Linked DNA regions of Mus musculus: region 2 is linked to region 1. Evidence: chromatin loops called from intact Hi-C (ENCODE). Cell type or tissue: heart. All regions are shown on one strand. Links, peaks and the distances in the headings refer to the core of each region. The heading gives the core; the rest is flanking DNA. Region 1 holds the start of Ostc (oligosaccharyltransferase complex subunit (non-catalytic)). Region 2 holds the start of Casp6 (caspase 6).

Region 1 (2,909 bases), core at 180-2,679:
CTTCTACCTCTTCAAATATGCCAAGTAGCCTCAGAAAGCAGTTAAGCAATAGCAATATGTCTACACACACCCTAAAAAAAGTTGAACCACTTTTGCTAACCAAAAATCTTTTTAATTTTCTGAATTAAGTAGTACACTACTTCCTAAATTCCTGAAGCCCAGTCCTGGATACATCCTGGAACTGTCGCTCCAAAGGGTGCTCTAGAGCCTGCAGACGGACTGCCAACTCACCAATAGGCAAAGCCACACCCCTCTGCATTTTCCACTTAAGGGATTTGGTGACAGATATCTAAAAAGCACTGCTTCCCTTCTATTTTCTGAGTCCCATTTTCTGCCCTCTGAGATACACCATCTTTTTGCAAGCCTCAATTCCAATCTCACGTATTTCTCAAAAAAACCGTGGCTTCGGTAAGTTCCCTTCTCATTCCTGTGATTTGACATAAAGCAATCCAAGCCCCTGGGGTCTGAACTAACAAACTCAAAGGTTATCAGATCTCTTCCACGATTTCAGGGTCCTCACGATTAGTTTAATAAAAGTCCCACACTCTCTCGACCAACCAAGGAAACACAGTGATTCAAAAATGATGTTCCCAAGACCCTGGTCAAACAATGCACAGCAAGAAATAACAACTAGCTGGACTTGACAATTATATCCAACTCAGCGCTCGAAGGAAAAAGCGGGCAGAGAGGAGACCATCTCTTTCCAGTGAAAGGCGTGAGCCTACGGGGCCCGGCTCGGGGGCCACGCGCCTCCGGAGCGAGCAGCCTGCGCGCCCACCCGACCCATCACGGCCGAGTTACCTCCGGTAATGAGGAAGTAAGATACCACTACCAGGGCGTACACCGTCATAGCCGACGGCATGTGCACCCAGGGCGGTTTCTTCAGCTTCAGGTTGGGGCATTCGAGCACTAAGAATGGGACTCGGTACAGAGTCTCCATGTCCCCGGCGGTAGGGCCAGCCCTCTGGCCTCCAGCCTCCCGCACCGCCCGGAAACACGCCCGCCTACTGCGCATGCGTAAGCCGAGGACCACAGGTCTGTAGAAGTCAGAAGGAGACAAGATATTCACTGTAGAAAGAAAGAAATTGCACTAACCTGATAAATAATATACATATTTAAAAATAAATAATAATGGTCGTTTTTAGGCTTGAGTGTGGGTTAGAAGCTTTTTTCTTACTGAGAGATCATTGTTTATTATATACCTTCCAGGACCTGCAAGGCGTCCTACGTGGCCAAGCCACAGAAGCGGAGAGATTAGCATCCCCACTGCCCCGCCCACTTGCTGACGCCACCTACTTGAGAGCTGATTGGCTGCTGGAAACTCTTAAGTTCATAGAGCTGGAGGATGAATGAAAGTTTAGATGTGTGCTCCCTTTTAGTATTGGAGGTCTCCCCTCGGGGCTTTAAAAAGCTCTAATTCGCTGAGCTTTTTCTTCATGCTGTATAGCGACGCTAATTGGCAGTAATTGCCAAAGTAGTATGGGCTTTATAAAAAATAATAATAATAAATGAATAAAACCCACACAGTCCATGTCAACCACAAACTGTGACAGAACAAATATTACTTTAAACCATTTTCAGTCACGCCTGAGTTAGTAAAAATCACCCAGGCCAAAAATCTTGAAGTCATTCTGGTTTCTCACCTTAATTACCTGCTTAGTAGGGCGCCGGCTTCAGCACCATAAATACTAAAATTGGAACGGAAAATCCTGCCACCTGGCTACTTCAGGTGTCTTCCTGCCAAGGTATCAAATGTAAATAAGAAAGGACTTTACTAGCTAGAGACAGTAATCCTGATCAATCAAGGAAATAACGGGCTATTATAAAACAGCAAGGAGGGGGGAAATGTTTTTGGAATACAGAAGCTCCGCTGCAGTGCCTCTTATCGTTCCCGTATCCTATGATAAAAAGCTTAAGCAACATAACAAGCCAATGGGGGTAGAAATGTTAGTGGCTTGGACCATTCAGATTTTAAAATTTGAGCCACAGCAGGAGTTAAGGAACTAAAATCATCTACTGTTAGTTTTACTATAAGCAACAGAAATATGAAGTGTGAACTGGCGATGAATATATTTTTTTTCAAAAACATACAATATGGATATCATGTCAAGCTGTGTCATACCATGCTTGTATTTCATTAACTCACAAAGCTGGAGTACCGCCGGGCAGTGGTGGCACACACCTTTAATCCCAGCACTTGGGAGGCAGAGGCAGACAGATTTCTGAGTTTGAGGACAGCCTGGTCTACAGAGTGAGTTCCAGGACAGCTGAGGCTATACAGAGAAACCCTGTCTCAAAAAACCATTAAAAAAATAAATAAATAAAAAGCTGGAGTAACATTGCCCAGATCCTTCTCACTGCATAATTATTTTGGTTTTCTTTTTTTTCTCTCTCTCTCTTTTTTAAAAAGGTGCCAGGATCAAAATTAGTGCTACAAATATGCTAGGCTGAGTTAAAACTCTGAAACGTTTTTAATTAGAAGAAACATCATTAGTTTTAAGAGACAGTATTTTTTTTAAACTACGGTCATTATTTCTAAAACTTTAAAATACTAAATTGAAAATGGGTAGATTAAATAAATATCTGGTGAAGCATCAATATAGTGAGATACTGGGGAACCAGCACATGTGATGCCAAAGAAGTTCATTTTTCCTGAAATGGAGAGATGCTCAGGGCAGGTCTGAAATGAAGAATAGCGGGAGTGAAAAAGAGGCCCGTGGAGAACTGACTCATTCATGTGTGCATTTTTCAGGCATCGTGCACTGACGAAAGTCTAAAGGAACATAAAAACAAACGTGTGTGTGATAAAACTGTAGACTATGCCTTTTCCAAAATACTACCAATTACATACGAACAACGTTTGTATGTAATATGCATGTTCAATATGTTATATTCTATGTTCGAAAAGT
Region 2 (2,909 bases), core at 173-2,672, 810 kb before region 1:
GGCACGGTTCTGAGTGCAGGTTTAACTGGTCACCACCACTGGAGGGAAAGCTTGAAATGCCATGTCGTAATGACAGAGAAAATCATTATTAAGACAATTGAATATTACTAAGCCTAACCCTCTTTACTTGCCATCAAGAGGGGCCCAATTAATTTCGGACATGTTTTCGGGGCAAGGAAAAAGGTTTATTCAGTAAGCAAGACACAGCAAGACTTCCACTGTCTTATTTTAATAGAAATGGTGACATTGAGACTAGTGAAGGCCAAAGGCTGTGCAAAGATACCTGCAGATGCCCAAAGCCTGCTGCAGCAGGCATGAGACTACGCATGTGTGAGCCCGCCCTGCCCTGTTAAAGAACCTCCCTTATGTACACACATGCACACACACACACTTCCTACACACATGCACACACACACACTTCCTACACATATACGCATGATTAAGTAGTGTAATAAAAGACTCCTCAGTCAGCTGGTAACACCTTAACATAATTTTTATCATCTATAGTTGCTTGCTTTTAAATGACAAGGTGGCACACAGTAGGCACAATATGACAGGAAAGGCCATGGTCACCATCACCTACAGATAGACTGTCGTTCTTAGAATTTATGCATGCACTGCCAAACTACCCCTACTTTTATAAGCCAGACTTAAACATCCAGGAATTGGTAGAGTGCTAGGCTAGCATGCGAGAGTCCTGGGTGCAGTGGCACAAAGACAGTTATCACAGCACTGAGTGTGGGGGCTGAAGGATCAAGGTCAGGACCTCAGCTACAGGAGACTCAGGGAAGGAAGGAGGGAGGAGAGGGGGTTGGGGGGTGGGAAGAAAGTCCAGGAGTTGCCTCCGTTTTGTTTTGTCTAAAGCCCTGTCCAAACAGCAGCAGCAACAACAACAACAAAAACATGAGGAAAAAAGCCCTCTGACTGTAGAGTAAGCTCTCTACACTAAACTGAGCACTAGATGAAGTGGCGAAGAGCGATTGTCGGGCGGGGACGGCAACACTGAGTTCACCACCCTGGACGTGAAGTTGCCCTACTTGCTCCCCGGGCAGTGCCCTCTTCCCCAACACTTACACATACACATATGCTTACACACAGCCAGGCTCTGTGCAGGAGGAAGACGCAGTGGCGTCCTGGCGTTGCCTGGGTGACAAAGGGCCCAGTTGCTTGGGGAGGCAGAGGCGGATCCTGGGGCGGGGCAGGAGGCGGGGCGGGGCTGGCAGGAAACGGGTGGACGAGCGGAGGCCTCAGGGCTAGGACACCGGTGGGAGCTCGCGGGCAGGTAAGTGCGGACACCCGTGCGTGCGTGGGGCACGGGGCAGAGAAGGGTGGTGGCCTCCGGGGACTGCTAGGACTGACAGAAGTGGGCTTGCGGCGCTGTGCAGTGAAGGACGTAGCAGCGGTATTTTGCTCAGGCTAACCCCGCCGAGCGCTTTTGTCCTCACGTCCGCTGCTTCCCGGCTGTTTAAACTTTAGAGGGCGGCGCTTGCACTGTGTAGTGGAGAACTTGGCTCTGCAAGTTGAATCCTGTTTTTGTTGCTCGCGTCTGTCTGAAAAGTGGGAAGAGGAGGCGGACCAAGGCTTGGGGCACAGGCCTGCGGTAACCGGGCTCAAGACCCCTAACCAAGGCCAGACCTGGGCGAGCACCTCCGCCACAGTGTCTTCTGCAGCCAGCAAACCTGTTGCTGTCTACGCGTTAGCCCCAAATAACTTTTCTCCACACAGTGATAAACTGCTAGTTCTTGCTTCCCTCAGAACAGGCTTCCTGTCGCCTATCAAAACCGACGTCAAGCCTGAAAAATCTTTAAGGTCTATCAGAGACGGCCTTTATTTCAGAACTTCTGTCCTTATTCCAGAGGAAAACTGTAAAAGTCCCCATGGTCCTACCAGGAGTGGTCCTATTGGACACACAGGGTCTAGTGGTCATCTCCAGTTTAGGGATGAGTAGTGAGGGGTGGGAAGCCAGGTTGGGGGAGGGCACCGTGCCGCTCACCCTTTTGTTTGATTCCTTTCCTCTCCTGTTCAGTTCTATGTGTATGTGCCCTTTCCAGAGTATGTTCTAGGGAGGTGAGTTACTTCTTACAGGTTATTAAGTAGATGGTTGACAGGGAATATGGGTAGATTCTCATGAAGGTCACTAGTTTGGAAAGTGACCTTTAGTGGAATGCCTGGTGACATGTAGTACAGACTTTGTAATCCACCAGTGCCGGGCTTTCGGTTCCGACCTTAGGCAGGACTGGCCCTGTTCTGTGTTCTTGAGCTTTGGAAGTAGTAAGATAAAGTATCTACCGTCCCATGCAATCAATTACAGTGGCTGATAGCTTTATCTGGAGGGTACCATAAAGAGAAAAAGAGGTGAGTGATTTTATACAAATTAAACTAAGGAGCTCAGAGGCCATGCTTACTGTAGGGTCGAACAGTAAAGGAGAAGTGAGACATGGCCAAGACTGACGATTAATGCTGTGTACAGTTTTGAGAACCAGAACAGAGGAGACCACACATTTCTAACCCTCCTATAGGCTATCTTAATCTCTGCTACAAAAGAGGCCAAGGCCGGAAAGTCTCAGGTTCAAGGTCAGCGTAGATAACACAGAACAGCTCTTGGGGAAATGCTGTGCCATATACGCTTTGAAGCTGCTTTGCTGTGAGCCAGGCTCTGAAGACTGCGGCAAAAGGAATGTGAATTTGAGGCCAGTCTGGGGTACGTTGCTTTTGAACCCTTGCTAAGGCAAGACTCTCTTGAGAAGCCTGCATCCGTGTTGTGCTGGGTAGTCTTATGTCAACTTGACACAAACTAAAGTCATCTGGGAAGAGGGAGCCTCAGTTAAGAAAGTGCCCAATAAGATCAGGCTGTAGGCAAGCCTGTAAGGCTTTCTCTTAGTTAGTGATCAGTGTGGGAGGGCCCAGCC

Evidence for each region. A loop is a pair of places that touch in the nucleus more often than their neighbours do. Peaks named below come from ENCODE experiments on the same cell type or tissue, not always from the same donor. Only the 100,000 strongest peaks of a DNase experiment are listed, where the experiment ranks them.
Region 2: a loop joins it to region 1, with 2.5 times the contacts of the local background. A loop is called at or near these places in 9 of 42 quality-filtered maps.

What each region holds. Positions count from the first base shown.
Region 1 is chr3:130,708,436-130,711,344 of GRCm38, forward strand. It overlaps Ostc (oligosaccharyltransferase complex subunit (non-catalytic)), which reads right to left and starts at 1,009. Exons shown (of 4, transcript NM_025509.3): 1 at 802-1,009. The coding sequence starts at 940. In heart, for the core only: no CTCF peak of the experiment used is centred there; DNase peaks (open chromatin) are centred at 976 and 1,276; H3K4me3 peaks cover 1,791 bases; H3K27ac peaks cover 1,668 bases.
Region 2 is chr3:129,900,225-129,903,133 of GRCm38, forward strand. Casp6 (caspase 6) reads left to right here and starts at 1,191. Exons shown (of 7, transcript NM_009811.4): 1 at 1,191-1,282. It overlaps Gm46825 (a long non-coding RNA gene), which reads right to left and starts at 1,207. Exons shown (of 3, transcript XR_001783989.2): 1 at 1,093-1,207. In heart, for the core only: no CTCF peak of the experiment used is centred there; a DNase peak (open chromatin) is centred at 1,197; H3K4me3 peaks cover 1,871 bases; H3K27ac peaks cover 1,624 bases.